Linked DNA regions of Homo sapiens: region 1 is linked to region 2. A link is a loop called in an ENCODE intact Hi-C map of the cell type or tissue named here. Cell type or tissue: heart left ventricle. All regions are shown on one strand. Links, peaks and the distances in the headings refer to the core of each region. The heading gives the core; the rest is flanking DNA. Region 1 overlaps SIL1 (SIL1 nucleotide exchange factor). Region 2 holds the start of CTNNA1-AS1 (CTNNA1 antisense RNA 1).

What was found. Peaks named below come from ENCODE experiments on the same cell type or tissue, not always from the same donor. Only the 100,000 strongest peaks of a DNase experiment are listed, where the experiment ranks them.
Region 1: a loop joins it to region 2, with 5 times the contacts of the local background. A loop is called at or near these places in 2 of 110 quality-filtered maps.

What each region holds. Positions count from the first base shown.
Region 1 is chr5:138,965,895-138,981,226 of GRCh38, reverse strand. The region is part of intron 7 of SIL1 (SIL1 nucleotide exchange factor); the gene reads left to right. It overlaps LOC124901079 (a long non-coding RNA gene), which reads right to left. Exons shown (of 2, transcript XR_007058954.1): 2 at 5,288-15,332. Among named protein-coding and RNA genes, the nearest start is that of LRRTM2, 98 kb to the right of the region's middle. In heart left ventricle, for the core only: no CTCF peak of the experiment used is centred there; DNase peaks (open chromatin) are centred at 5,674, 5,896 and 6,876; H3K27ac peaks cover 1,880 bases.
Region 2 is chr5:138,741,743-138,757,074 of GRCh38, reverse strand. It overlaps CTNNA1-AS1 (CTNNA1 antisense RNA 1), which reads left to right and starts at 3,151. Exons shown (of 2, transcript NR_134244.1): 1 at 3,151-3,552; 2 at 12,313-12,645. It overlaps CTNNA1 (catenin alpha 1), which reads right to left and starts at 3,650. Exons shown (of 18, transcript NM_001903.5): 1 at 3,565-3,650. RefSeq lists enhancers at 2,483-3,049, 3,050-3,617, 14,303-14,602 and a silencer at 3,321-3,760. In heart left ventricle, for the core only: no CTCF peak of the experiment used is centred there; no DNase peak of the experiment used is centred there.

The DNA of each region.
Region 1 (15,332 bases), core at 4,496-6,995, 230 kb before region 2:
TTTTTTTTTTTTTGGAGACAGAGTCTCACTCTGTTGCCCAGGCTAGAGGGCAGTGACGTGATCTTGGCTTGCTGCAACCTCCGCCACCTGGGTTCAAGCGATTCTCCTGCCTCAGCCTCTCAGCCTCTCAAGTAGCTGGGATTACAAGTATGCGCCACCAGAGCCAGCAAATTTTTGTATCTTTTATAGAAATGGGGTTTCTCCATGTTGGCCAGGCTAGTCTCAAACCCCTGACCTCAAGTGATCCGCCTGCCTCGGCCTCCCTAAGTGCTGGGATTACAGGCGAGAGCCACCATACCTGGCCCAGGGTGAACCTCTCATAAGAACATGAGGCTGCCATGGCAGCATTAGACCTGCCACACTGGGAGGAGAGTTTGCCTGTTGTTACCAAGCACAGGAGAGGGACTCTGCCACTGGGGAGGGGGTCAAGCACAGTATTTTTAGCAAGCAATCCTTTACTGTTTATTCAGCCACTTTAAAAATAGATACCACCCTTTCTTTCTAATTGGCACCATTTTTCATCCTCTGTCCTTGCTTTTCATACACTGAGCTGTTCATGAATATTTATTTACATTCCCAGAGGCAACTCCATATATGTGTGTGTGCATGCATGTGCCTCTAAAACTCACTGTGCCCTCCTTCCTTTCCCTCATGAAAAGTGACACAGTGGAAGTCTGGGATGGAAGGGCAAGGGCCCTTGCCTTTGAATACCTTTCTTGATGCTGCAACTGATGAGTTTCCAGACCTCTCTTTTGGACCCCTGCTTGTCTCTTAGGTTACCTCCTTCCCTGCCATGGGACTCATAGACTGGTTGTCCAAACTGTCCACCTTTTTTAGCACTTAGCCAACTTTAAGCACCCATACCACACCTCCAACCTCTTTGCCTGACTAAAATGCCTCCTCTCGGCAGTCAAGTCTAGGATCCCTGAGGTGCTTTGATGAAGCACCCTGGCATGGACATTCAGCTCTTCAGACTTCTTATTTCATTGTTCTTGGCAAAGGCTAGAAGAGGCAAGTTCATAGGCAAAATGTGGAAACAACCCTAATATCTGTCAACTTTATCTTTTGACTTCATCTCTTTTTCCTCAGTATAACCGCTTCCTGTCAGCCATGCTGACACACAGGCCCCTAGCGGTTTTTGTAAAGCAAGAGCCTAGAGCCCCCTTTGGGGGTGTTGCTGTGTGCTGAGGATTCTGGAAAGAACCTCACCCCTGTGACTAGGCCCTTTTGCCTGAGTTGTCCCCATTCCTGAGCCATTGTTCTGTCTTTTGCTCACCCGGGTGGCTGAAAAGACAGGATGACTACCTGAGCATTTCAGTCAGGGAGTTTGTTATTGATGATGCCGTTCACTTCTCAGGAGTGTTGCATCTAACACTGCCCCCATGCTCTTGTGGAAGACCGCATTCTCTCACTCTTTACAGCTCCTCTAGACAGAAATGATTCCAGATATCACTGTGTTCACCCCTGCCTCCTGGCAAGGAGCCCTCTCTCATAGCCCATCCCAACACTCATCTCCTCTGGCCCTAAAAATTCATACATTCATTAAAAAATATGAATTAGCCGGGTATGGTGACTTGTGCTGGTAGTCCCAGCTACTTAGGAGGCTGAGGTGGGAGGATCACTTGAGCCTGGGAGGCAGAGGCTGCAGTAAGTCGAGATCACGCCACTGCACTCCAGCCTGTGTGACAGAGTGAGACCCTGTCTCGAAAAAAAATTATTTAAAAAAGTCATGACTACCTATTATGTGCCAGGCATTTTGCTAGACTGAGGATGTGGTGGTGAACAAGACAGATAGGTGTTTCTTTTTACATGTCAGAAGTTGATTTTTTAGTCAGTCAGTATGTCATCAAAATTAAATACTCTTGGCTGGGTGCTGTGGCTCACGCCTGTAATCCCAGCACTTTGGGAGGCCAAGGCGGGCAGATCATGAGGTCAGGAGATCGAGACCAGCCTGGCCAACATGGTGAAACCCCGTCTCTACTAAAAATACAGAAATTAGCTGGGCGTGGTGGTGCACTCCTGTTATCCCAGCTACTTGAGAGGCTGAGGCAGGAGAATCGCTTGAACCCGGGAGGCAGAGGTTTCAGTGAGCCGAGATCATGCACTGCACTCCAGCCTGGCGACAGAGCGAGACTCCTTCTCAAAAAAAAAATAAAATAAAATTAAATTAAATTAAATACTCTTGTGCTTCAAAGGATACCATCAAGAAAGTGAAAAGGAAAACCACCGAATGGGAGAAAATTTTTACAAGTCATATATCTGGTAAGGGACTTTTTATCTAGAATACCTAAAGAATGTTTGCAACTCAGCAACAGAAAACAACGTAATTAAAAACTCCTACAATTCAACAATAAAAAGACAACCCAATTAAAAAATAGGCAAAGGATCTGAATGGACAGCTGTCCAGACAAGATAATGCAAATGTGCAGTAAGTACAGGAAATGATGCTCAACATCATTAACTCCCAGGAAAATGCAAACCCAACCACAATGAGAGAACACTGTATACTCAAAAAGATAGATAATAACAAGTGTTGACAAGGATGTGGAGAAATTGGGACCCTCATATACTGCTAGTGGAAATGTAAATTGATCCAACCATTTTGAAAAACACTACTAGTTCTTCAAATAGTTAAACATAGAGTTATCATGTGATCCAGCAATTCCAATGCTAGGTGTGTACCCAAGAGAAGTGAAACCATATTCCACACAAAAACTTGTACATGAATGTGCATAGCCTCAATATTCATAACAGCCAAAAAGTGGAAACAACCCAAGTATCTGTTGACTGAGAAATGGGTAAATATAATGTAGTATATCCATACAATGGAATATTTAGCAATAAAAAGAAATGAAGTACTGATACATGTTATGAATGGATGAAACTTTTAAAAAGTCAGAGTGAAAAAAGCTAGTCACAAAGCACCACATACTGGATGATTCCATCTCTGTGGAATGTCTGGAATATTCAAATCTGTAGGGCCTAGTGCTGAGGGAGTGGGGGTTGGGGAGAGTTGCGGGGGGCACTAGTAATAGGTATGGGGGGGCAATGAAAATGCCTTAAAATTGTGATATGTTGCACAACTCTGTGAATACACAAAAAGCTATTGAGTTGTACACTTTAAATGGGTGAATTGTGTGGTATGTGAATTTTACCTCAATAAAGCATTTTTAAGTCAGTAACGTGTTATGAAGAAAATAAAATAGGATGATATAAGGTTCTTTAGATGAGTTAGTTACAGAGACTTTTCCAAAGAGATGTCATTCTGGCCTCAACTCAAATATAGATTGAGTCAGCCATATGTACATTAGGCCAAGGGTTTTCCAGGCAGCAGGAATAGCCGTTGCAAGGGTCCTGAGGTAGGGACAAGCTTGGCCAGTTGAGGAAGCAGCCAGAAGGTGAGTGTGGCTGGAATGGAGTGAGCTAAAGAAAGACTAAGAAGAGGTGAGGTTGGCGAAGTTGGCAGTGCACCTAGAGACCTAGGTGAACTAAATTTGGATTTTATTCTAAGGGTAGCAGGAAGCCACTGGTGCCATTTAATTAAGGGAGTAACAAGATCTGATTTACATTTTAAAAATGATCCCCTGGCTTGGCTCAGTGGCTCACACCTGTAATCCCAGCACTTTGGGAGGCCGAGGGAGGTAGATTGCTTGAGTCCAAGAGTTTGAGGCTGCAGTGAGCTATGATTGCACCACTGTGCTCCAGCCTGGGTGACAGAGCAAGACCTAGTGTCAAAAAGAAAAAAAGGAGGAAAAAAAAAAGATTCCTCTGATTGCTTTGCGGGAGAGAAGGAACTCTTCATGGTTTCAGACTACAGCACTGCCTACCTTGTTATCTTAAATCTCTGATAGTAGGAAGCTCTTCCTGGTATCTAGTTCAAGTCACCTCCTCTCATCAGGATTTTGGGTGGTAGATCTGATGGCCATGATAGTGCTTCATAACTGGGAAGATTATTGTTCCCCAGATTAGGATATAGAGTCAGAAAGCTTCATGTCTCTCCATGTTTGTGGCTACTCTCATCATAAGATTGTGGCTGTCCAGACTCAGGACCGTGATGTCTGCCTGATTTTCAATTGCTGGGGCTGTCTTTGGCCATGGCACCTGGTCCTGAGACGAGTAGAGCAATCCTGCCACTTCCACCAGCTAGCAGCATACCTACTTCCTTCCTCTGAGTTGGAGGACAATCTGGAGGGTCAAGCAACACAGGGTGCTGTGTGAATGGGCTTTCTAGTGGATCCAGGTAGCTCTTGAGAAGCTGTGTGAGAAGCTCAGGATGTGTGAGAAGCTCTCAGAGAGTCAGCTCAGGATGGAGGTGCACTTCTCTGGGAAACGTGATGGATGGCACATAATGATTAGAGCTTTGCTTGCCCTACAAATTTTTTTTTTAATTTCATATATATTGTTTCCTCTATTTAAGTAATACATTCTCAGTGTAAGCTTTTCAAACGTTAAAGTAATACGTAATATAGAAAGTTGAAATTATACCAAAAGGACATAGATCAGTTATAGAGACGAACTCCTAATGGTGGTTTATTTACTCATTTAGCAAATATTTATTGAGTCCCTACTATGTGCTTCCTCTGAGGATTGCAATGAAGAATAAGGGAGGTAATGGCCTGCGTGGTGGCTCAAGTCTGTTAATCCTAGCACTTTGGGAGGCTGAGGCGGGTGGATCTCCTGAGCTCAGGGGTTTGAGACCAGCCTGGCCAACATGGCAAAACCCCGTCTCTACTAAAAATACAAAAAATTAGCCAGGTATGGTGGCGCGTGCCTGTAATCCCAGCTACTTGGGAGGCTGAAGCAGGAGAATCACTTGAACCCAGGAGGCAGAGGTTGCAGTAAGCTGAGATCGTGCCACTGCATTCCAGTCTGGGTGACAGAGTGAGACTCCGCCTCAAAAAAAAAAAAAAAAAAAAGAGAGGTAATATAAGAATACTGAGCATGCACCGGGCACATAGTAAGCATTCAGTAATGGTAGCTTCTAATATTGTTGTTATTGTCATCCTGACTGGAGGCAGAGGTATGGGCATCGTGAATATTTTCTGCAAGCTTTTCCTTGACTGGAGGGCTGGAATATCTGGGCCGTGAAGGTCATTGTTTTTTCTCATATAGTGTTCTAAGACCTTAGGGGCTTAGTCAGGGCCTTTGGTGGCCTCTGGCCCTGACACCAGGTTTGGTTCTTCTATGGATACGTCACACTTCTGGAAACAATGCTGTGAAGCAGCTCTTTTCCCTCTTGTCCAGTTTATTAGCTATGTGTTGTTGTATAACAAATTATTCTCAGATGTAGTGGGTTAAAACAACAGTAATAGTTTATTATTTTTCTGTTTCTTTGGGTCAGGAATTTGGAAATGTAGGCAGGGTGTTGACTGGGTATGAGAATCTGCTTCCAGTTTACACGCCTGGCTGGTTGGTGCCAGTTGTTGGTGAGAGGCCTCGGTTTCTCTCTCTGTGAGTTTCTCCACAGGGCTGTGCAGGTCTCCCCATGGCTTCCCCCAGAGTGAACAACATAGGACAGCAAGATGGAAACTTCAGTTCTTTTTGTGGCCTAGCCTTAGAATTCGACATCATCACTTCCTCTTTATTCTTTTGGTCACATAGATCATCTATAGTTAATGTGGGAGGCACCAACACAAAGGCTGGGATCGCTGGTGGGGATCGCCGGTGACCGTGCTGGAGACTGGCACCACACCTAGTATCTGGGGACTCTGTCCTAGGCACTGTGGAAGGAGACCCCACACATGCAGGGACAGTCAGTCACCTCATGGACCCTTGTCTGAGGCAGGTGTTCCTTGCAGCTCACTGAGCCTATGCCCTTCCCCCATGCTCTGGCCTCACGGTGCTGAGCTGCCCAGCTCAGTAGCTGCCTCTTGGCTGAAGTGGTGGCGTGTCAGGGGGAGGACAGTGGTTTCATTTTTGAGTCTTTGATCATGAGAGAAGGCTGAGCTCTTCTGGAAGTCTGCCAGTGGCTTGTGCTTCCAGACACTGGATTTCTCGAAATGGATTGACCAGCTGACCAGCCCCTTCCTATAGGCTTCTTGCCAACCTTCAGAGGAGGGAGCCATTTTTCTTACCTTGAAATCCAGTAATTTCAAGATGAGAGTAGACAGTATTATACTAAAAATGGGGTGTTTTTATCCTTTACAGTTTTATGTCTTGTGTAAGGAAGACTCTTAAAAGTGGGAGAGGTAAGAGGTGTGTGGCAAAAGAACTTCTTGAGTAAGATCCTGGTCTATGGATGGACATACAGCTTGTTGCTGTATATCTCTGGGCAAGTTACTTAACCTAAGCCTCAGCTTCCTCAGCTCAGAGATGAAGAAGACAGTGGTGCTTCACAGACTCATGTGAGGATTAAATGAGATAATGTAGGATGATACACATGAAGCTCATAGCACAGAACACAGCACATTGTAAGGAAATACAGCAAGAGCTGTCACTAAAATATTGTTAATGTTAATATCATCATCATCATTGTGCTCACCGACTCTGAGTGAGACCGAGAGAGGAGCATTGACTTCCCAAGCAACATAAAGGAAACCCAGGCCCGGAAACAGGGGCTCCTTCCCTCTCCAGCTTTCATACTTTCCATACCGAATGTTCTTCCACGTGATGCCTGAACTACAAATAGAAGTTTGGGCAACTCCCAATTATCCCTAGTGTGAATAATTCACTCTGAGATAATCTGTGTGCCTGGCTGGCTTCCCAAATCAGCTGAGTGGATTATTCTCCTCTTTCAATTATTCAACAGTACAAGTAATTGGGAGCTGGCATTAGAATGTAAAGGCCGTGAGGTCATCTCCTGTTGTTCTCAGTTGCACAGTCCTGCCAGTGGTGATGTTTCAGAGCAGTGCGGAGGCTGTAGAGCAGGCCCAAAGGGGGAGGACAGAGGTGGTGACAGGCATGACAGTGAAGAATGAAGGCCCTCAGATGGCAAGTTGGGGGAGGTGAAGCTAACAGCCACAGGCAGGAGAGCCCAAGAGGAACGGTTTATAAAGGCTGCCTTCCCTCTCCCTGGCCTGTAGAGAGAGACCCCGTTGCAGCCGAGTTCACGCTTTCCTGAGGAGCTCTTTGGATTTAGCTTTTGGTTCTGGAATGTTAGTGTATCCTGGAGTCTTTTAAAATATGACCAGCCACCCCTGTTCTCTTCTGTTTGCTGCTCAATTTGATATCAAGGGGTGCACGGAGAGACCTGAGGAGCCTCTTCTTTCTGGAGAGTAGGGTCTCTACATTGAAAATAGCATGTGTAGAAGCGTGATCCATTCATATAAAAAGTAAATGGGTAAAGATTTATATATAAATTTATATTGCACATATATTTTTAAATATGTGATATAAAAATCTGGGCCGGGCGTGATGGCTCATGCCTGTAGTCCTAGAACTTTGGGAGGCTGAGGCAGGAGGATCACTTGAGCCTGGAGTTTGAGACCAGCCTGGGCAACATAGTGGGACTTAGTCTCTACAATCACAACAACAAATTAGTCAAGGCTGGACACGGTGGCTCACACTTGTAGTCCCAGCATTCTGGGAGGCGGGAAGATCACTTGAGCCCAGAAGTTTGAGGGTAACATAGTGAGACCTCAGCTCTATATTAAAAAAAAATTTAGTCAGGTGCAGTGGCATATGTCTAGTCCCAGCTACATAGGAAGCTGCAACAGGAGGATCAGTTGAGCCTGGGAGCTCAGGGATGTAGTGAGCTGTGATCACACCACTGTACTCCAGCTTGGGTGACAGGGCGAGACCCTGTCTCAAAAGAAAAAAGAAAAAACTCTGCTCTTACCTCTGATGGTCTGAGAAACAGGGACTTTTCCTTTCTATTTTGCACTCTTCTATACTGCTTGATTTTTTTTTTCTTTACCATGAACTTACATGATTTATAATTATTTAAATTACTTATTATAAAATAAGACACAGAAGTTGCTGTTGGGTTTTCTGGCATGAGCCCTTTGGATTCTGTGTTTTAGCATTCATGATCATTCTCTGGGCCACTTTATTCTTACACAACCTTTTTTTTTTTTTTTTTTTTTTAAATACTTCAAGTTCTAGGGTACCTGTGCACAACGCGCAGGTTTGTTACATATGTTACACAACCTTTAATTGTATAAGGATAACCTTTAATTGGCTTGGGCTTGGGGGTGGACTCATCAGTTTGCCCAGATCCCTTCAGCCAGGTGGCAGGCAGGTGTCGCTCCTGCTGTACTGTAGGAATACTGTGGCCAGCCTCAGCTCCATGCTGGGACTGAACAAGGGCTTCTCTACCCCCATCACTGGGGCCTCAGCCCTGGGTTGTCCTCCCTTCTGCTCTTATTGCCCCTCTGTCCCCCTTGCCTGAGGACCCAGGACCCGTTTGTCCTGGACTTGGTGGACCCAGGGTTTTACCCTCATGTTACCCACATAGTCCTCTCTTTGCCTCTGGGGAGAAGGATTAAACTCTTGGTTCATGTACTATTTTGAGGTATTTGTCCAAGTTTAATAGTTGTGAAGGAAGAAAAAGGTTAGTTGCTGTTTGAACTGTTTCTCTGGGATTAACAAAAATTAGTTTGTGGCTCAAGAAAAATTGTGTGAGCTCAGTTTGTGGGGTGGGGTCATAGTTTCTGAGGTTCTCTCCAGGTTTGGCTGGTGCTTGGTTCCAGCCTGTGCTGAAGAAGGGCAGGGAACAAGTGGGAAGGAGGAGCTTTCTTGTCTCTGGGGCTCTTAACAGCTGTAGTAAATTGTGGCATGTGTGGAGCAGCAGCAGAGCCAGCCTGAGGAGCTCTGAGCCAGAGGGTTCACCCATGGGAAAGCTGCTTTTTAGCCCAGCTTGAGGTTCTTACATCTGGACCCAGCATGGCTGCGTTGAACCAGACCTTCAAATGTGGCTGTGAGTACCAGGCATGGCTAGAGCATTTAAGTACTCCACATGGGAGCTGAGCTTTGTCTTTCTGCATTTCTAGGGACAGGCTCAGTGGACAAGTAATGGTGGCAGAAAGAACTTGGTGACCAGATGTTGGCTAGCACCACTGCTTTCGGCGGGCCCCAGGTTGTTGGTGAAGTCAACGGAATCACTTAAGAATGTGCAGAGCTCAGGAACTGAAGCCTCATGATTCTCCTGCTGGATCTGGCTTCCAAAGGTCCCCATAACCCTTATCCCCAGCTGGCCTTGGAACAACGAGGCCTCCTATGTCTCAGCTCTCCCCAGGGACCCTACAGAGCTCATTCTGGGCTTTTGGAGGGTGTCATCTGTGTGGCCTGAAGGAGACCTGAGTTTTGGACACGCTTGAGAAGGGAAGCTGCTTTGATATTTAGCCAGAGAGATGACTGAGCCTGTTGGTTGGAGCCCAGTGAGGATGTTAGAAGAGTGTGCCGTGGGCCCTGGAGGTGAGGAAAGGCCAAGGACCTCTCTTCCTTCAAGCCAGGTTGTGGGGAGAGCCCCACTGTGAGCCCTTTGTGCTAGGCATTGAGCAAAGTGGCAGCTTTTGTGGTGCTGGGGATGTGGGAAGTTTTCTACTTTTGCAGCTATTATGCTGAGTTTCCCTCCCTCTCCAGGATGTAGGGGTATATTGGAATAGAGAGCTATCCTGTGAAACCATTGGTGTGAATGGGGAGCAACTCTGGGCTGAGCCTCATCCCCGCTCTTGACCCCCGTCAAAGGTGCTGAGGTTTCCAGGTTCAGGGGAGTTAATCTTTATGGTCTGTGCTCTGAGAAGAAGATTCAAGTTAGTTGGTGAGAAAACCCTGCAAAGAGTTGGCTGCTGGGGGAACTCCTCACTATGCTTTTAGTGCTGTGTAGATTTCCTAAGTGGAGCTGTTTGAAGTAGAAAAAGTCCTGTGCATGGTCTCAGGGGCAGGTCTACAAGGATGGGCTGCTTTTAGAAGTACAAGCAGCAGGGCCTTTGGAGCATTTCAAGCCGGTAGGTCACATGGGATCTCTGCAAACAAATCTCCAACCAGACTGTTAATAGACTTGGCCACCTCCCATTCCAGCCCCAGATAGTCAATTATCATCTAGTATCTTGGCCTGGGGTGGTATAAAACAATGTGGTGGGCTATGAAGGCTCTTGATTTATGTTGTTTTTGGTCTCTCAACACATTCTGTTCTCCTCTTTGGAAAATAATACTTCCTTTCCTTTGGGAATCTCTTCACCAGTGCCACATGGTGTGGTGAGGCTGTTAATCTTTATGCCCCACCTGTTCCCTTCCCAGTTAGGGCTGGTCATGTGATCTAGACTTGCCACTCACAGTATCACTTCCATCTGGACAGTAATTGGTCCAGGGGTGTGTGTGTCACACAAGCAGGACCAATCAAAGTTCTTCTCTGGAATTCTTTTTTTTTTTTTGAGTTTTGCTCTTTGTTGCCCAGGCTGGAGTGCAGTGGCGCAATCTTGGCTCACCACAATTTTGGCCCACTGCAACCTCCCCCTCCCAGGTTCAAGCTATTCTCCTGCCTCAGCCTCCCTAGTAGCTGGGACTACAGGTGCGCATCGCCACACCCAGCTAATTTTTGTATTTTTATAGAGACGGTTTCCCCATGTTGGCCAGGATCTTCCCTGGAATTCTATACCACTTGGGAGGATGTAGTTACCTTTATGCTGGGATTGGCTGTTTACAGGGAGAAAACTGGAGAGAAGCAAAGCCTAGAGGTGCAGGCTGAGAGAGGGCCTTGGCACATTACTTAAGCCTCTGGACCCAGCTGTGCTTTTTACCTTTGTCATGCCTCTTCATAATGGGACCCAGTACACTCTCTTTTCCATAGATGAGGAAGGAATTCAAAGGAATTCAAATTCCTCTGAATTTCATTTTGGTCCCTTAAAAACAGAGTCCTAACTAATACAAAACAACTTCCAACTGATCTGTTTGCTTCCAAATAGCTAATGTCATGTCCAGGGAAGCTGCTTCCCTGGTGAAATCCTGTACCTAACACTTTGCTTTGCACACATTGGGTGCTTGCCTTGTGTTTCTTATGTGGTAACTGTACCCTCACCATCTGCCACCATCCTTTGGGAGGAGAGTGGAGACCTGAACCTGGGTCTCCCAGCCTGCCTTTGTTGGTGGCAGTGAATCCTGTCATCTGTGCATACATTTTCATCTCCCTTCCTCTCTGCCTCTGCTTCTGCAAAGATAAATACAATCTGCCAGTCTTGCTTTGCAGGGGCCTTTCCAAACATGCCAGTGGTGGGGCATTTATCGGAATACCTCAGGCTGCTGTCTTCCAGATGCAGACAAGAGGCCATACTCCCAGGGCACAGTACTGTTGCAGCCATGGGTGTGATTATCCCCCTCTGAGATCAAGCTGTCCCCTTGTGCCCAGTGTGAGCTGGTGCTAAATTTATTGTGCCTAAAACATCAGGGCAGTGTTAGAGGTTCCTTGCCCACTGCTTCCTTCCCAGGCTGCTCGTGCCAGCTGCAAGGCCCTTGTGAGGCTGTTAGATGTCTCTCTGTGGCAGATTCATTGTTCCATATTTTTATTTAATTACTTACTTTTACAGCTCTTAGAATAAATCTAATTATCCATCTGTTATGCTACATTATGCCACTGCGGTTCATGCAATTCTTTCTGATCGTATATGGTATTTGTCAACTTGACCTTGCCCTCTTCCAATGTTGTTGCTCCCCTGTGTGGCTCTGTGCCATCTCCTCAATGGATCCTTGGCACCAGCCAATCTATCAGGGACCTCGGGCAGAGCTGACTGTGAGTGGCTCTCAGATGGAACAGGGGTTGGTGGAGCGTGGAGTATTATTGCAGGAGGAGAGTGGCCAAACAGCCATCTCTGATACCATGCTGACCTGACAGAGGCATGGAAAGTTGGGCTGGTACTGTGTTAGAGTCCCAGAAAGGAAAGCAGGAGCTCTAGCCTACAGTTTCCAGTCTTCAGCCAGAGAGGACTGTTGTCAAGGAGGACAGCCAGCTGAGGTCAGGCTGAAAGGAGGTGACAGTGGCCACCTGGGGACATATCTGTGGACTGTCCTGCCATGGCTGGCAGGCGGTGCCTAATCCTAAGATTGAGTCAGGGCTGATCTTAGACACAGCAGAGGTGGGCATTACCTACTAGAGGTGATTTCAGGAATCAAGTGAAACTCCCTGCTTCCCAAATCTTTTTTTCTTTCTGCTACTGCCTAAAATTCAATTAATACCATTAGAAATTTGTTTCTTGGTTTTATATATATAAACTTCTCTTTGTGAGCAAATACAGACATTCCTAGGAGGAGGACCTCAGGGGGTTATTGACCATCTGGGCTGCATCCCTTTTCTCAAGCAGGCAGGGGATATGCAGTGAGGAGGACCCATGGTCAAGAGAATCAAAGTGCAGGGAGATGGGGAGAGAAGTCAGAACTCAGGGCAGTCGCGGAGTCTGATTCCGTGAGCTCTTGGAATGGGCAAGGTGCTCAGAAAGGGAGGGAGGTCATGTGCCCAACCCATCCACGTGCCTAGTGCTGGGGCTCAGTGTCTCAGCTGGGAGGGGACACAGAGCCAGCCTTGTGTCTGCAGGCAGCTCCTGTTAATTGCATGCTGGGCATTGGGCTCTACCATCTAGAGTGAGGTCACAGTTGAACAGACAACAAGGCACAGTCCAGGTCCTTGAGAGAGTTCATGGTTTAGGAGGGGAAGCTGATCTTGTCAGGTCTGTTAAGAGGATGGAAAGAAGGAGGGCCCCAGGAATGCATAGCAGGGGCCCTGTGAGGGTCAGGAGGTCAGCGAGTGTTTCTCTGAGGAGATCGTGTCTGAAGGGTTCTTGCAGTAGGAACTGGCCAGATGAAGATGGGGACGGGCAGGGGCAGGGCGCTCAGGCAGAGGCGGTGGGGAACACAGCACACTGAGATTCCTCTGTCGATGGAGATGAGTTGAGAAATTCATCGGGGCAAGAGAGGTCCTCCCTCCTCATCACTTTGGTCCTGAAACAGGGTCATTTTCAGCAGACCTCTTGAATGGAAACGCTGAGCCTGCTGCTGTCACTGCTTCTGAAGCATATTCCCCAGGGGCCAGGGGAGGACCTGTGTGGCACAGGCTTTCTGTGGTGGAGGCACTGTGGTCAGAAGCTGTGCTCTACCGCCTCATCCCCCCAAGGTACCTGCAACCCAGGGCAGGGCCTGCTATGCTGACTCTTCCTCCTCATTCACCTGCCCCACCTCCAGCCCAAGCACACATTAAAGGACTTCCGACTTGGATGTGGGCCCAGTTTGGAGCTCGTTATAGCCCAGTGGCCAGGCCCTTCATTTTCCCTTCCAGGTTAAGACTTGGAAGGCATCAAAGGTTGCAGGAACACCCCACAGGCCTTCTCCCTTAGTCGTCTTGCTCTTGCCCTGTCTGCGTGGCCTCCTTAGCTGAGCTTTTCCCACCAGAGCCTCTGGTGACTTTCCACAAGTTTCTCCTCATTCCAGCAAGCAGATTCATGACTAATTGCTGGTAATTTTTTCCTCAAGACTCTATTTATATAGGCTGTCGTGTTGGGGGCGGGGGAAAGCAGGCTCTAGTCCTGGGGGGGCTGCTGTTCCCTGCAACTGCCATCATTAGACTGAGGCCCATGTGGCATTGATATCCACACTTTGTCTTTATTCTTGTATTTTTTGTCGTTGTGACATTTGGTTCTTTGAACATCTAACGTCCCTTTTATGCTTCTCATCTCCCACAGAAGATTGTTGTATTTTGACCCCCACTGAAGCTGCGTTTTCTTTTTGTCAGATTTCTCACTTTCTTCTTTATTGTATTTTGATCAGTGCAGCCATGTAGGTCTGGGTTTTATTGGGAGCTTTTCATCTTTGGGGCAGTGGCCCTCACGGCCTGGGTCTTCTGGCCAATGCTGGGTCCTGCCTCAGGCCCACCAGGGTGAGAGAGGCCCAGGTTGTTATCTGTCCAGGGATACTCTAGCCTAGCGGTTCTGAAAATTAAGCATGCCTCAGAAGCACCTGGAAGCCTTGTTAAAATGCAGATGGCCAGGCCCCTCCCCTAATGGTTCTGATTTCGTGAGTCTGGGGTGACGCTTGAGAATTTGCATTTCTAACTAGCTCCCAGATACTGCTGGTGCTGCTGGCCCAGAGATCAGACTTGGAAAACCACTGCTTTAGAGTAATTCCTCCTTTACCTTGAGCCAGAGTGTGCAGGGCCCAAGGGAGGAAAGAACAGCAGGGTACCAGGATTCTCCTCCTCCATACTGGGTCCAGCTCTCAGAAACACAACGATGGAGGATGTTGCCAGGGCATCATAATAGTAAACACCTGTACAGTGATTTCACCTGCCCTATCTCACTCGATACTCACAGCAGGTCCATTGGTGAAGTAGCACAGCTTCTTGACAAATAATAGAAGTCAAATTGAGATAAGTTAAGGCCTCCTTCCTGGCCATTAGGCTAGTAATTTGCGGCGTGTCCCCAGTGGAATCCAGTTTTCTTAGCTCCTATTCTAGAGCTTTCATGACTCTGCTACTTATTAGCTATGTGACCTTGGGAAAATTACTTAGCTTTCTATGACTCAGTTTGTTGATGAGCAAAATGGGAGTAATGGTGTCTGCCTCATTGAGTTGTCATGAGGATGGCATGATTTAATGCTTGAAAAGCACTTGAGAGCTATTAAATGGTGGCCTCCAGAATCCCCTCCTCTCATGGCGATGAGGGGCTGCGGGTTTTTTGTTTTGTTTGTTTTTGGCATTTCTGTCACAAGAGGCACAGGAAGATGTACTAGTGCCCACCAGACAGCATTACCCGGCCATCAGGACAGGGCTCAGTCACTTTGGAAAGTCACCACCCCCCTACACCCGCCCGCCGAGGGAAATGGCCTGAGGAAGCCTGGTGGGTGGTGTCTGCCTCCAGGAGTTGAGGATGGAGCAGTAGCTGAGGGGCTGGGTCAGTGTGTGAAGCCTAAGACCAGGAGGAAGGGGCACCAGGAGAGCAAGGCGGCCGGGTGGTCCACTCCTCAGGAGCTACTGTGATCCTGGTCCTTTCACTGCCCAGCCCTGGGTGGTGGCCCTTGGAGGATTAGTTTGGAGGGAAGCTAAACTAAGTCTGCCATTTTAGTGGTTTTCTCTTCCTGCCTTGCCCCCACCTTCTGACTTGGGACATTTCCAGCAGTAACGGGGGTTTGAGTGGAAGGCTGGTCTTGATTATGCTAGCAATATTGAACTTGTTGAAAATTACATGCCAGGTACTGTTACATTTGGTATCTCATTTAATCCTCGGTAGCCTCATGAAGTAACCCTCATTTGACAGATGAGGAAGCTGGGTCCTCATCTGTATAAGTAGGGTGACCACATAATTTATTGTCCAAAATGGGATACTTTTAAGAGTGAAAGGGGCACAGTTAATTACTGCACTGGGACAAGAGGCATAAACAGAACATATGGTCACTCTCTGTATAAGGCTTTGTGT
Region 2 (15,332 bases), core at 8,208-10,707:
TACAGAGCGTGTCACCATGCCTGGTTGATTTTTTTTTTTTTAGAGGCGGGGTCTCATAAAGTTGCTCAGGCTGGTCTTGAACTCCTAGCTTCAAGTGATCCTCCCAACTCAGCCTCCCAAAAAAACAGGATTATAGGCATGAGCCTCCCTGTCCAGCCCCAATCCATATTTAAGTCCTGTCTCATTTCTCCAAAATACAGCTCCCTTCATCCCTACCACCTCGTACTCCACCATCTTCCTAGCTCAACTCTCTGCTTCCACATGCACACAAACACAAGCCTTCTCCAAGCACTAGCAGGAGTCTTAAAAAGGAAATCAAATCATGAAACTCCCTACAATGGCTTCTTACACCTCTAGAATAAAACCCCAACATGGCCTCTGCCTTCTCTGGCAATCTCATGTGAGGTCTTCTCCCCACTGAAAAAGTACCCAAGCTATACAAGTCTTCTCTCAAGTCTCTAAACACACGGAGTCTTTCCTGTCTCAGGACCTCTACAAATGCAGAGGGCCCTGTTCCTTCTCTCCATATTCTCACCAGCACACAACACTACCCCCAACAATCAGGGCTGTCTGTTATGCCCCACAGTGAGTTACGTTCTCAAAGAAATCCGAAAGTGCGGTGGCTCACACCTGTAATCCCAGCACTTTAGGAGGCTGAGGCGAGTGGATCACCTGAGGTCAGGAGTTAAAGACCAGACTCACCAATATGATGAAACCCCATCTCTGCTAAAAATTAAAAAATCAGGCTGGGCACGGTGGCTGAAGCCTGCAATCCCAGCACTTTGGGAGGCCGAGGTGGATCACGAGGTCAGGAGTTTGAGACCAGCCTGGCCAACATGGTGAAACCCTCTCTATCAAAAATACAAAAAAATTAGGCAGGCATGTTGGCACACACCTGTAATCCCAGCTCCTTGAGGTTGAGGCAGGAGAGTTGCTTGAACCCAGGAGGCACGGGTTGCAGTGAGCCGCAATTATGCCACTGCACTCCAGCCTGGGAGACACAGCAAGACTATCTCAAAATAAATAAATAAATAAATAAATAAATAAGCCGGGCGTGGTAGCTTGCACTTAGTAATCCCAGCTACTCCGGAGGCTGAGACAGGAGAATCGCTTGAATCCCCAGGAGGTGGAGTTTGCAGTGAACTGAGATCACCTCACTGAACCCCAGCCTGGGCAACACAGGGAGACTCCATCAAAAAAAAAAAAAAAAAAAAAAAAAAAAAAAAAAAGAAGGAAATCCCAAAACCCGGGCAGGGCAGTTACCCTGGATCTCCACATCTGGTTCATGTCTCCAGAAGAGACAGGAGTCCCACTTTGGACACCTTGAGTTTGAGAAGCCTGGGACACCCAAAAAGCTTCCCAATGCACAGGTGACCATGTGGGTCAGGAGACACACCTGCACTCAAAGGCTTGGACTTTTAGCACATAAGGCTGATGACAGAAGAGACTGCACAGAGCAGTGATTCTCATCTTGGAGGAGGGTACCTCTCATCTCTAAGTCACTATATGAAATGAGATATCACTGATGGGAGTGAAGGTGATGCCACATCAGTGGTGTGGAGGACAAAGATACTTTGGAAAGAACCCTGGGTACGAGAGGAAAGAGTGAGGGCGAGGAAAAGAAAGAAACTGAGATGAGTCAAAAGGAAAAGAAAACCAGGAGAGTGATATCACAATTCCCCAAACTCCTATGCCCTTTTATGCTTCTCATGACTTTCTCCCTTCACTTAAAAAAAACTCGACTCATGTTTCATCCAGATCAAATGCCACCACCTCCTGAAAGCCTTTCTGGACTTACCCAAGTAAAACTTATTAGCCCCCTCTCCGTGCCTCTACAAGTTTCTTTTGTTGTTACTATTAGGTAAGATTTGACTCAGACAATAGTTTCATTAGTACTGTTAAGGCACTTACTGCAGTCCGCTCTGTACTACACCTGGGGTGTGTGTCTCCCCTATTACACTGTGAGCTCTTAGGTGGATTAAAAAATTATTCTTTCGCTGAATAAATATCCAGATGGGGTCAGGCACCCTGGCTCAGGCCTGTAATCACAACACTTTGGGAGGCTGAGGCAGGAGGACCACTTGAGCCCAGGAGTTCGAGACCAGCTTGGGCAAGACAGCGAGACACCATCTCTACCAAAAATACAAAAATTAGACGGATGTGGTGGCGCGTGCCTGTAGTCCCAACTACTTCGGAAGCCGAGGTGGGGGGATCACTTGAGCCCAGGAGACAGAAGCCGCAGTGAGTCATGATCGTGTCACTGCGCTCCAGCCCGGGCGACGGAGACCCCGTCTTTAAAAAAAATGTTTGTTCAAAAGTCCAGATTGGTAAATAATTAGGCAGAAACTATAGGTAACTCCTACACTCATTCTTCATTCTTCCTGTAAAACAAAATAACACATCCTAATTAATTCGATTTATAAATTCCGTTCCTTAAAGTAACACCCACCTGTCCAGTATTTAAAAATCACTGCTGACTAAACACAAATATTCGCTCCACAAAATGCCTATCCTGTCCCAACAATGATGTAAGCATTTCCTTCATCATAAATATAAAATGCCCCGAATTTAGTCGTAGACTTGACATATCTCGCTCTTTTCCAAATAATTGTAAATTCTGTACAAAACACACGCACCAAAAAAATGTCACCAAGATGCAAGAGGACGTAAGAGGGAGTCAACCTTGGAACTGGGCCAACCGCCGCCTGCATTACTGGGAAGCCACTGCTGCCAAGCAAAGGTCAGGCATTCATTCAGGCAACATTTTTTCCAACAAGTGCTTCACACTCGCACGCACACACACGCTCCTTTAAAAGTCAACAACAATTAAAAAAAAAAAAAAACCTCTCTAATGCCACTCCTGAAAACTAGGGCTGAAAGCTAAGTGCGTCCAACCGACAAGAAACCCAGGAAAGCTGAGTAATCCCCGAGTCCAAGTGGACGGTCACGCCAAAAGTCCACACGGGTGTGGCCCACCTACGGCGAAGCTGTATGGGAGAAGCCCGGGCTCCAGCCTCCCGGTTCGCCGAGCCCGCGTCCCCGCCGCCCCATCGGGAAGTCTCAGCGGCCGGGAAGGGGGAGGGGGCAGGAACGCCTCGGAGCCGGACGACAATCACTTCCCGGGAAAGCGGCTCCCAGACAAGCCGCCCCAGGGAAGGAAGGCGGCCGAGGGGCCCGGCGCGGGGCTGCCGCGCGCGCCGAGGCCGCGGTAACAAAGTTTGGAAACCGCGAGAAAACTTTTCCAAGAGGAAACGCGGCGGCGGCGCTGGGCCTATAGTTTCTCCTCCCCAGCCCAGGCGGCCCCCCGACTTCCCGAGCGCTGGGAAGCGCCGGCCGTGCCCGCCCGGGCCCCATACTCGGGCCCTGCGGGGGAAGGGACCGCCGGCCCGACGCGGGTCCCACGCCCGCCCGGGGCCCAATTCCCGGCGACGTCGCCAAAGAAACCGCGCCCCGCCCGCTCGCCCGCCCGCGGCTCGCGGGGCCCAGCTTGGGACGGCCCGGCCCAAGGACCCTCTCGGCCTGGCCCGAGAGACCGCGCCCGCGAGGAGGGAGGTACGAAGTTACCTGCGGCTAGCTGGGCGAGCGCTAAATTCCAGAGGCCCGAAGCAGACGGGCGCTGCTTTGTCTCCCTCCAGTCCGGCTAGGAGGAGGAAATGGGCCGCCCCACGCCCCCGCCCCCGGCCCGCCCCCCGCCCGCGGCCCCCGCCCCTGTCCCGGCCCCGCCCGCCCTTCCTGGCACCTCCCTCCGACTCGCTCTTCCCGGCGCCTCCCGCCGCCGCCCCGCCCGCTCCTCCCGGCCGTTCCGGCCTCCGCTTTTGGGGAAAGGGAAGGCCCCCACCGCGAAGAGAGTCTGGCAACGCCGGACCGGGACCCCCGAGGGACCTCTTCCTCCCCGCCGCCCACCTCAGAATTCCTTCCTCCCCGGCCCCTAGTGGGAGCTTAGGCCGGGAGTGACCCCTGAGAGGGAGGAGGAGCGGTGACTCCTGGAACAGCCCGCGGGCGGAGAGGGCTGCGCGAGGGCAGGTGAGTCACCGCTCCGCGCACAGGTGAGGCTCAGGGGCGGCCTCGCGCGGGCCCCCACCCCGGCGGAATCCCAGAGACGCGACCAGGGGTACTGGGCACGCTCCCCTCAAGAGTGTCACAGGTGTCCCGGAGTCACAGTCTTCTGGAAAAGTGATCTAGGCCAACTACCTGGCTTTACAGAAGGAGAAGCGGAGGCTAAGGAAAGGCCCCACAGCTTCGGGACACAGTGGAACTAGAATCTGACTCTCAGGACCTTTCATAATGTGAGGTGGAAGCGCCCCTAGAATTCACCTAACCCGTCCCCTCACTCCACAGATGGAAACACCCGAAGCCCTCTTGATCAAGGACTTTTTTTTTTTTTTAAGACGGGGTCTCCCTCTGTCGCCCAGGCTGGGGTGGAGTGTCGCGATCACGGCCCACTGCAGCCTCAAATCCCTGGACAACCGACCCTCCCACCTCAGCCTCCGGAGTAGCTGGAACTACAGACACAGAGTCTCACTATGTTGCCAGGCTGGTCTCAAACTCATGGGCTCAAGAAATCCTCCTCAGCCTCCCAAAGTGCTGGGATTACAGGCTAGAGCCACCTTGCGGGGAGGACATTTACAAACACAAAAGAGGCACCGCAGCAGCTGTCCCTTTTTGGGCTTGTTCCCGCCCCGCCCCCAGCACGTCCCCCCTCCCAGCTTGTCCCCCTCCTCCAACAAATTTGAGGGACCTGACTTCTATCTCTATTCCTCTGGTCATTTGGGGCATTTTATTCTTACCCTTTCTTATCTTCATAGTGAATACTCCAAAAACAAAAGAAAACAAAATTACAAAGCAAACAAACAACACAAAAAAACAAAAACTACTACATGCTCACTATCATCCTGGTATAGAAAACCCTAATGATGTTTCCCCTGCTCACGGGATGATGAATAAGATAGATTTCAGTATTGGCCTATAAACCTGAATAATGCAAGACGACGATGTCCACTGCTGGCCTTGTGCTGAATAGAGAGCAGGGTGCTAGGGAGACCTGCCCTTACCGTGTTTACCCTCTACTCCTCACATCTCCCTCTCCCCCAAGGGAATATAAACTTCTGGAAAGCAGGAGCTGTATCTCCTGCAGCACCCAGCACATTGCCCATCCCCTAGGGAGTGCCTAGTGAACATCTGTGGGTGAATGTGCCCACTGTAATTCAAAGTACTGTGGGCCTGTGCTAGTTAACAGATGCTGACAAAGGGCAATAGGACCATGAAGTGGGGAGAGAACAACCTTTAAGAAAAAGAGGATGGGCACAGTGGCTCACACAAGTAATCCCAGCACTTTGGGAGGCCAAGATGGGTGGATCACATGAGCTCAGGAGACCAGCCTGGGCAAAATGATAGAACCCTTGTCTACAAAAAAATACAAAAACATAGCTGGGTGTAGTGGCACCTACCTGTAGTCCCAGCTACTTGGGAGGCTGAGGTGGGAGGATCGCTTGAGCCTGGGAGTTCAAGGCTGCAGTGAACCATGACTGCACCACTGCACTCCAGCCTGGGCAACACAGTGAGACTCTGTCTCAAAAAGAAAAAGAAAAAGGCAAACCCTGACAAGGTCATTCTTGTCCAACTACCCCTGTCCTGTTTCTGGCTGCAGGGTCTTTGCTCCTGTAGTCTCCTCTGCCTAGAGTGGCTTTGGCGTCCCTCTACTTCACCTGGCTAACTCAGAACATAATTCATATATTTTGGATATTTGTCCCTGCCCAAATCTCACATTGAAATGTAATCCCCAGTGTTGGAGGTGGGGCTGGTGGGAGGCATTTGGGTAATAGAGGAGGATCCCTCATGGCTTGGTGCTGTCCTCCAGGTACTAAGGGAATTCTCATGAAATGTAGTCGTTTTAAAGTGTAGCACCGGCCAGGCACAGTGGCTCACACCTGTAATCCCAACACTTTTGAGAAGCCAAGGTGGGCGGATAGCTTGAGCCCAGGAGTTCGAGACCAGCCTGGGCAACATGGTAAAAACCCATCTCTACAAAAAAATACAAAAAAATTAGCCAAGCAGGCTGGGCACCGTGGCTCACGCCTATAGTCCCAGCACTTCAGGAGGCCAAAGCGGGCAGATCATCTGAGGTCAGGAGTTCAAGACCAGCCTGGGGCAACATGGTGAAACCCCATCTCTACTAAAAGTACAAAATTAGCAGGGCATGGTGGCATGTGCCTGTAATCCCAGCTACTCGGGACGCTGAGGCAGGAGAATCATTTGAACCTGGGAGGCAGAGGTGGAGCCGAGATCACGCCATTACACTCCAACCTTGGCAACAAAAGCAAAAGTCTGTCTCAAAAAAAAAAAAAAAGCCAGGCATGGTGGTGTGTGCCTGTAGTCCCAGCTACCTGGGGGGCTCAGGTGGGAAGATCACCTGAGCCTGGGGAGATTGAGGCTGCAGTGAGCCATGATTGTGCCACTACACTCCAGCCTGGGCAACGGAGTGAGACCCTGTCTCAAAAACAAAAAGATGTGGCACCTCAGCCCCCTCCTGCTCCTGCTTTCAGCATGTAATGTGCCTGCTCCAGCTTCACCTTCCACCATGAGTAAAAGTTCCCTGAGGCCTCTCCAGAAAGTAGAGCAGATGCCCAGGCCTTGCTTATACAGCCTGCAGAACCATGAGCCAATTAAACGTTTTTTCTTTTTTCTTTTCTTTTTTTTTTTTTTTTGTGTGTGTGTGTCTGTGTGTGACGGAGTTTCACTTTTGTCACCCAGACTGCAACCTCTACCTCCTGGATTCAAACGATTCTCCTGCCTCAGCTTACCAAGTAGCTGGGATTACAGGTGCACACCACCACGCCCGGCTAATTTTTGTATTTTCAGTAGAGACGGAGTTTTACCGTGTTGGCCAGGCTGGTCTCGAACTCTTGACCTCAGGTGATCCGCCTGCCTCAGCCTCCCAAAGTGCTGGGATACAGGCATAAGCCACCGCACCCGGCCTGTTTTTTCTTTATAAATTACACAGTCTCAGGTATTTCTTTTTAGCAGTGCAAGAACAGCCTAACACAATAGTAATCAGTCAATAAAGTATTTGGATAAAGTAACAAGAGACAGAGTTAAAGGATTATGCTCCATAACTTTGTATATTCATCATTTCACTCGGGACAAGATTCTTAATTTTAAGGCCCCTTGTTCAAAAACTATTAACCATTTTAAGACAGCAACAGCAGAGTATTAAACCAAGCATGGGCTCTTTCTTTATTATTATTATTTTTTTATTTTTATTTATTTATTTATTTATTTTTGAGACGGAGTCTTGCTCTGTCACCAGGCTGGAGTGCAGTGGTGTGATCTCGGTTCACTACAACCTCCGCCTCCTGGGTTCAAGCGATTCTCCTGCCTCAGCCTCCCAAGTAGCTGGGACTACAGGCGCCTGCCACCACGCCCAACTAATTTTTGTATTTTTAGTAGAGATGGGGTTTCAGCATGTTGGCCAGGATGGTCTCAATCTCTTGACCTTGTGATCTGCCTGCCTCAGCCTCCCAAAGTGCTGGGATTACAGGTGTGAGCCACTGCGCCCAGCCAGCATGGGATCTCTCTAAGCATGGGACCCTGAAGATGAAATTACAGGGTTTGTTTTGGGAAAAGAAGGGTAAGGTGACAGGAAGATATGAGAGATTTGCAGTGTGCCTAAAGAGAGTCAGTTTCCTACTCCTGAGAAATCGTGAAAAGCTTACCAGGGAAGGCTGGAGCATTCTCTATATCCCAGGCACTTGCTGTGTGCTGAGGAAGTGAATAAAAACTGAGACTGACTTGATCCCTGTTTTCACACCACTTAAAGGTAATGATGAAGACAGATACTAAAACAGGTAAACTGACTGGGCACGGTGGCTCATGCCGGTAATTCCAGCATTCTGGGAGGCTGAGGCGGAGGATCGTTTGCGTTCAGGAGTTGGAGACCAGCCTGCACAACATGGCAAAACCCTGTCTTTACAAAGGATACAAAAATTAGCTGGGTGTGGTGGCATGCACCTGTAGTCCCAGCTATGTGGAGAGGGCTGAGGTGGGAGGATCACTTGAGCCAGGGAGGTGGAGTTTGATGTGAGGCGAGATTGCACCACTGCACTCCAGCCTGAGCAACAGATTGAGACCCTGTGTCAATACACACACACACACACACACACACACACACACAGGCACACACGTAAACCAGGAAAAAAGAAAGGCAAGTGTGAAGATAGGGGAGAGATACATGTAGGTTTGTGGGTAAATTAACTACCCTGGGATTCGGAGACCTGAGAAGTGACCTTTATGTGGTGACTCATCTCCAGTCTGGCTTTAGCATTCGCCTTTCCACCAAAACTGCTTTTATGAAGGTCCCTGATGGCCTCCACGTTGCAAAATCCAATGGTCCGTCCTTCCTCAGTTGACTTGTACAATCAGCAGCATTTGGTCACTCTCCTCCTTGAAACACTTTCTTCATTGGGCCTCCAGGGCACCAGGCTTTCCTGATTTCCATCCAGCCTTCCTGGCTAAGCTTCTTAGTCTCCATTGATGATGACTTCTAATTCCTCCTAACCTCTAAATGTTAGAGCAGGGATTCTCAAAGTATAGTCTGGACATCACTGATAACTTTTCAGGGAGTAATGTGGTAAAAACTATTTTCACAATAATTCTAAAATATCATTTGCTTTTTTATGCTCATTTTCTCCCGGGTGTACAGTAGAGTATTCCACAGGCTAAATGATGTATGATGTGGCATCACATGCAATGTGAAAGCACATATGAGAATCCAGCTATCTTTTATTAAGTCAGATAGAGATTTGTAAAAATGCAAAACAACAACAGTTCTCCCTGAATTTTTCTTTTGTTTTAGAAAACATGGTTATTTTTCTTTTCAAAAATGTTATTTATTGATAAGATGTAATGGACTTGCTATTGTTATTTTTTAATGAATTAATAAATATTTTGAAATTGTTTATTTTAATTTCTAATACAGGGTCTTGCTCTGTTGCCCAGGCTGGAGTGCAGTGGTGCTATCATAGCTCAGTGTAGCCTTGATCTCCCAGGTGCAAGCAATCCTTCCACCTCAGCCTCCCCAGTAGCTGGGACTACAGATGCACACCACCACGTGTGGTTAATTTTTAAATTTTTCTTTTGTAGAAACAGGGGTCTCACTCTGTTGACCAAGCTGGTTTTGAACTCCAAGCCTCAGTGATCCTGCTGCCTCAGCCTCCCAAAGTGTTGAGATTACAGGTGTGAGCCACCCTGCCAGGCCTATAGTAAATATTGATAGATAAAACTTTCATAAGCAAGAGTTCTTTGAGATCTTCAAATTTTTTATAGTGTAAAGGAGTCTTGAGATCAAAAAAAGTTAAAAACTTTGGCTGGGTGCGGTGGCTCACACCTGTAATCCCAGCACTTTGGGAGGCCGAGGCGGGTGGATCACCCAAGGTTGGGAGTTCGAGACCAGCCTGAACAACATGGTGAAACCCCATCTCTACTAAAAATACAAAAATTATGGCCAGGCGTGGTGGCTCATGCCTGTAATCCCAGCACTTTGGGAGGCAGAGGTGTGCAGATTACCTGAGGTCAGGAGTTCGAGACCAGACATGGTGAAACCCCATCTCCTTAAAAATACAAAGTTAGCTGGGCATAGTGGTACATGCCTGTAGTCCCAGCTACTTGGGAGGCTGAGGCAGGAAAATCGCTTGAACCTGGTAGGCAGAGGTTTCAGTGAGCCAAGATCACACCATTGCACCCCAGCCTGGGCGACAAGAGCAAAACTCTGTCTCAAAAAAAAAAAAAAAAAAAAATTAGCTGGGTGTGGTGGCACATGCCTATAATCCCAGCTACTCCAGAGGCTGAGGTAGGAGAATCACTTGAACCCGAGAGGCGGAGTTTGCAGTGCACTCCAGCCTGAAGTTATAAATTTCTGTTAAAGTGTCCCAGGGCTCTGTCCTTGGACTTCTTTTTCTACTAATAGCTGTCATTAACCCATTGATGCCAGTCTTTTGACTTGAAATATGCTGACAACTCCAGGTATATATCCCTAACCTGAACCTTTCCCCTGAATTTGCAGCTCACTTATCCAGCTCCCTACTTGATGTTTCCACTTAGATAGCCAATAGGCATCTAGGCATCTCAAACTTTATCTTATTTTTGAGCCAGGGTCTCACTCCATCACCTAGGTTGGAATACAGTGGTTTGATCATAGCTCAATGAAGCCTTGATCTCCCAGACTCAAATGATCCTCAGCCTCCCAAGTAGCTGGGACTACAGGTATGTGCTGCCACGCACAGCTTTTTTTTTTTTTTTTTTTTTTTTTAGTAGAGATGAGGTCTTGCTATCTTCCCCAGGCAGGTCTCAAACTCCGAGCTCAAGTGATCCTCCTGCCTTGGCCTCCCAAAGGATTACAGAAATTAAATGGCATGAGCCACCATGCCCAGCCCATCTCAAACTTTATATGTCTGTATGTCCAAAACTGATTTCCTAATACCACTGTCCAAACCTACTTATCCCATAGTTTTCTTAATTTCCTTAGATGGCAACTCCATCCTCTCATTTTGGCCATGGCTGAGGCCAAAAACCTTGGCGTTATCCTTGGCTATTTTATTTCTTGCATGCATTTCAAATCTGATTCCTTAGACCCTGTACTTCTGCCTTCGAAATAGAGTCAGAACCCACTAACTTTTTTTTTTTTTTTTTTGAGACGGAGTCTCACTCTGTCACCCAGGCTGGAGTGCAGTGGCGCAATCTCGGCTCACTGCAACCTCCACCTCCCAGGTTCAAGCAGTTCTCCTGCCTCAACCTCCCGATTAGCTGGGATTACAGGTGCCCGCCACCACACCCAGCAATTTTTGTATTTTTTTCAGTAGAGACGGGGTTTCGCTGTGTTGGCCAGGCTGGTCTCGAACTCCTAACCTCAAGCAATCCACCCACCTCGGCCTCCCAAAGTGCGGGGATTACAGGCATGAGCCAACGCACCAGGCCCAGAAGCCACTAACTTTTTACTATCACCATTGTTACCATCCTGAATCAAGCCACCATCATCTCTTAGCCTCAATTTTGCCAGGGGAGCCCAACTGGTCTCCCTACTTCTGCACTTGCCTCCCTCAGTCTAGTTTAAGTTCAGCAGCCTGAGTGATCTTGTTAGAAAGTAAGTCCAAGTGGCCAGGCACAGTGGCTCATGCCTGTAATCCTAGCACTTTGGAAGGCTGAGGCGGGCGGATCACGAGGTCAGGAGATGGAGACCATCCTGGCTAACACGGTGAAACCCCGTCTCTACTAAAATACAAAAAATTAGCCAGGCGTGGTGGCGGGCACCTGTAGTCCCAGCTACTTGGGAGGCTGAGGCAGGAAAATGGCGTGAACCAGGGAGGCAGATCTTGCAGTGAGCCCAGATCGCACCACTGCACTCCAGCCTGGGCGACAGAGCGAGACTCCGTCTAAAAAAAAAAAAAAAGTCCAAGCATGTCACTCCTGCTCCACCCAGACCCTCCAGTGGCTCCCATCTCACTCAAAGTACAGAGAAGTGAGGGCCTTATAAGGGCCTCACTTGCCCCGATACTCTTCTCTGACACAGTGTCCTCTTTGCTATCAAGTAGGCTCTTGCCTTAGGGCGTTTGCTTCCTGCCTGGAATGCTCTCCTCCAAATAGCTGCCTGACTTGCTCCCTCACCTCTGCCAGGCACCTTCTCAGTGAGGCTTCCGCTTGGCCACCTTATTCAGAATTGCAACCCGTTTCTCAACATCTCACCCCCCTCTTCCTTGTTCAGTGTTTTCCTTAGCTTATATCACCCTCCTGATATATAAAATCATATTTTAAAAATATATATTTAATACATATTTAAAATTTAAAATAGTCATATATGGTATATAATTTATTGCTTTTCTTCTGTCTTATTCCTGTTAGAATTTCAGCCACACAAGGGCTAGAGTTTTTGTCTATTTTGTTCAGTGCTGTATCCCTGGTGCCTAGAATAGTGCTTGGCACGATGTTGACAAGGTAGATGGGGAGGGAAGGAAATAACTTCATTTTAGACCAAGGGAACAAGGAAGGTTGAAGGCCCCGAGTCCCATCTAGGAAAAACTTTCTGTGATTTGGGAGCTGCTGAGGTAGGTAGAGGCCAGACTCGGGAGGGCTTGGTGAGAGTTTAGACTTGACCCTTAGGGGAATGGAGAACCACAAAGGATTCTAAACAAAGGATGACAGGATCATATTTTGTTTTTTAAAAAAATTCACTTTGGAAGAAAGAAGATAGTGAAGCAATGCACATAATATTGCATTTACGTTTGAACAGCATATACATATTATCTTAATGCTCTTTTCTCATAGTGGCAGAGCCATTGAAAACACACCACTCTATTCAGAACCCCTCCAGAAACACTGAGTACGCGTGGATACAAAGGAGAAAACCGAAGACACCTGGGCCTACTTGAGAGCGGAGGGTGGGAGGAGCGTGAGGATCGAAAAACTACCTATGGCTTACTACGCTTATTACCTGGGTGACAAAATAATCTTTACACCAAACCCCCATGACATACAATTAATTTATCCATGCACATGTACCCTCTGAACCAAAAATAAAAGTTGGAAAGTAAAGGAAAAAAAAAATCACCCTCCAGTGCTTCCCATCTCACTCTGAATAAAATTTATTTGATCTCACCCAGTCATCTCAGACCCGTCTTTGGCTTTTTCTCTCTATCTTTCCATTCAAGCCCACGTTGTGGTCTAGACATTCCTGTAAGGCATCAAGCACCCTCAGACCTCAGGGCCTTTACCTTTCCAGTTCTCTCTGCTTGGAATGGTCATCCCTCTGATAGCCCTTAGTCACTCCATCACCCAGATCTCTGCCCAAATGTCACGTTGTCCAACAGGCTTTCCCTGACCACTCTGTAAAATAGCACCAGCAGCCAGTCACAGAGGCTCATGCTTATAATCCCAGCACTATGGGAGGCCAAAGTGGGAGAATCACTTGAGCTCAAGAGTTTGAGACCAGCCTGAGCAACATAGCAAGAAATTGTCTCTATGAAAAATTTAAGAATTAGCTAAGTGTGATGGCATACACTTGTAGTCCCAGCTACACAGGAGGCTGAGGCAGGAGGATCACTTGAGCACAGAAGGTCACGGCTGCAGTGAGCTATGATTGCACTACTGCACTCCAGCCTGGGCAACAGAGTGAGAGCCTGTCTCAAAATTTAAAGAAATAAAATAAAACCAGCACCCATTTCCCTTTCCTCCTCCCCATTTCATTCCCTTACCCTAATGTACTTCAGAGCACTTACAACCACCTAACACGGGTCCCCAAACCCCAGGCAACAGACTGGTACAGGTCTGTGGCCTGCCAGGAACCAGGCTGCCCAGCAGGAGGTGAGCAGCAAGTGAGGAAGCATTAAGGTCTGAGCTCCACCTCCTGCCAGATCACGGCGGCATTAGATGTTCGTAGGAGCATGAATGCTATTGTGAACTAGGCTGTGGGCTCCTTATGAGAATCTAATGCCTGTAATGCCTGATGATCTGAGGTGGAACAGTTTCATCCCAAAACCATTCCCCCTGCTCCCACAAAACCAGTCCCTGGTGCCAAAAAGGTTGGAGACTGCTGACCTAACACATTGTATGGTTATTTATTTATTGTCTGTCTTCCCTCAATAAAATGTAAGATTCATTAAAGCAGATATTTTCTCTTCTGCTCACTGGTTTTGTTTTGTTTTTTGATATGGAGTCTTACTCTGTCACCCAGGCTGGAATGCAGTGGTGCGATCTCAGCTCACTGCAACCACCGCCGCCCGGGTTCAAGCAATTCTCTTGCCTCAACCTCCCAAGTAACTGGGATTACAGGCATGCAACACCACACCCGGCTAATTTTTGTATTTTTCGTAGAGACAGGGTTTCACTATGTTGGCCAGCCTGGTCTCAAACTGCTGACCTGAAGAATCTTCCCACCTCGGCCTCCCAAAGTGCTGGGATTACAGACATAGGCCACTATGCCCGGCCTCTGCTCACTGTTATAACTCTAGCACCTAAAGCAGTGCCTGGCAGTTAACAGGAACTCAGTTGAATTAATGAGTAGTTAAGTCTGTGAGGATACACAGCAAATGTTCCAGTAGTTAAACAAAGGGAGGGGAGGGGAGTAGAGTAGAGCAGAGGGGTCTTTAAAACAGATTAGATGGTTTAGAGTACATAGTGTAGTATATAGTATGTAAGTGTCGTGGGGATGGAAAGAAGTGGATAGATTTGGGAGCTACGCAGAAGAACAGAGGAGCCTAGGCCTTGCCGATGGATTGGATATGGAGGTTCTGGGAAAGGAGAAGTCAAGAATCATCTTCAGGTTTCTGATTTGATCAGTGAGGAAATAGTGGTGCCATTTACCCAGAGAGATAGAGAAAGAGCCCTGGAGGTAAAGCTTGTGGGGAAGTGGGTGGAGAGTCATGCAGACAGTTATTTTTGGTCATGCTTAGTTTCAGTGCCTACCAAACATATATGAGGAAATGTTCTATAGACAGGGAAATATCCAGACGTGAGCTCAGGAAAGACCCAGTGTGGAGAGAAAGATGTGTAAGTCACCTGCACTTAGAGAATGTGTGCTAGGAAAGCATGAAGGTCCAGACCCAACATTTAAGAGAAAGAGAAACCAAAACAGGAGACTGTGTTGCCCTCTGCAACACCAGAGCCCTCCTTTTTGCCTAAAATGCATCAATTCCTTTCCCACATCAGGATCTTTCCATTTGTTGTACTCTCTACTTGGAAATCTCTTTGCCTTAACTCTTCACCAGCCTGGCTCCTTCTCATTCCTGAGGGCCAGTTTCTTTCCTTTTTTTTTTTTTTTTTTTTTTTGAGACGGAGTCTCATTCTGTCACCCAGGCTGGAGTGCAGTGGCGTGATCTCAGCTCACTGCAAGCTCCACCTCCTGGGTTCATGCCATTCTCCTGCCTCAGCCTTCCGAGCAGCTGGGACTATAGGCACCTGCCACCATGCCCGGCTAATTTTTTTTATTTTTAGTAGAGATGGGGTTTCACCGTGTTAGCCAGGATGGTCTCGATCTCCTGACCTCGTTATCTGCCCACCTCAGCCTCCCAAAGTGCGGGATTACAGGCATGAGCCACCGCGCCCGACTGAGGGCCAGTTTCTATATCATCTGGTCAGAGAGGCCTTTCCTGACCACACCTCAAACACCCCAGTCTCTCTCTACCACATCACTGCATTTTTGTTCTTTATAGCACTTGTTCTGCTCTAGAATTGTCTTGTTTGCCTGCTGGTTTATTTTCTGCCTCCTCCATTAGGAGGAGCTCCATAAGGACAAGAACTTGTCTCATTTTTTGATTTCTTTGCTCCCATAATTTAACACAGGGCCTGAA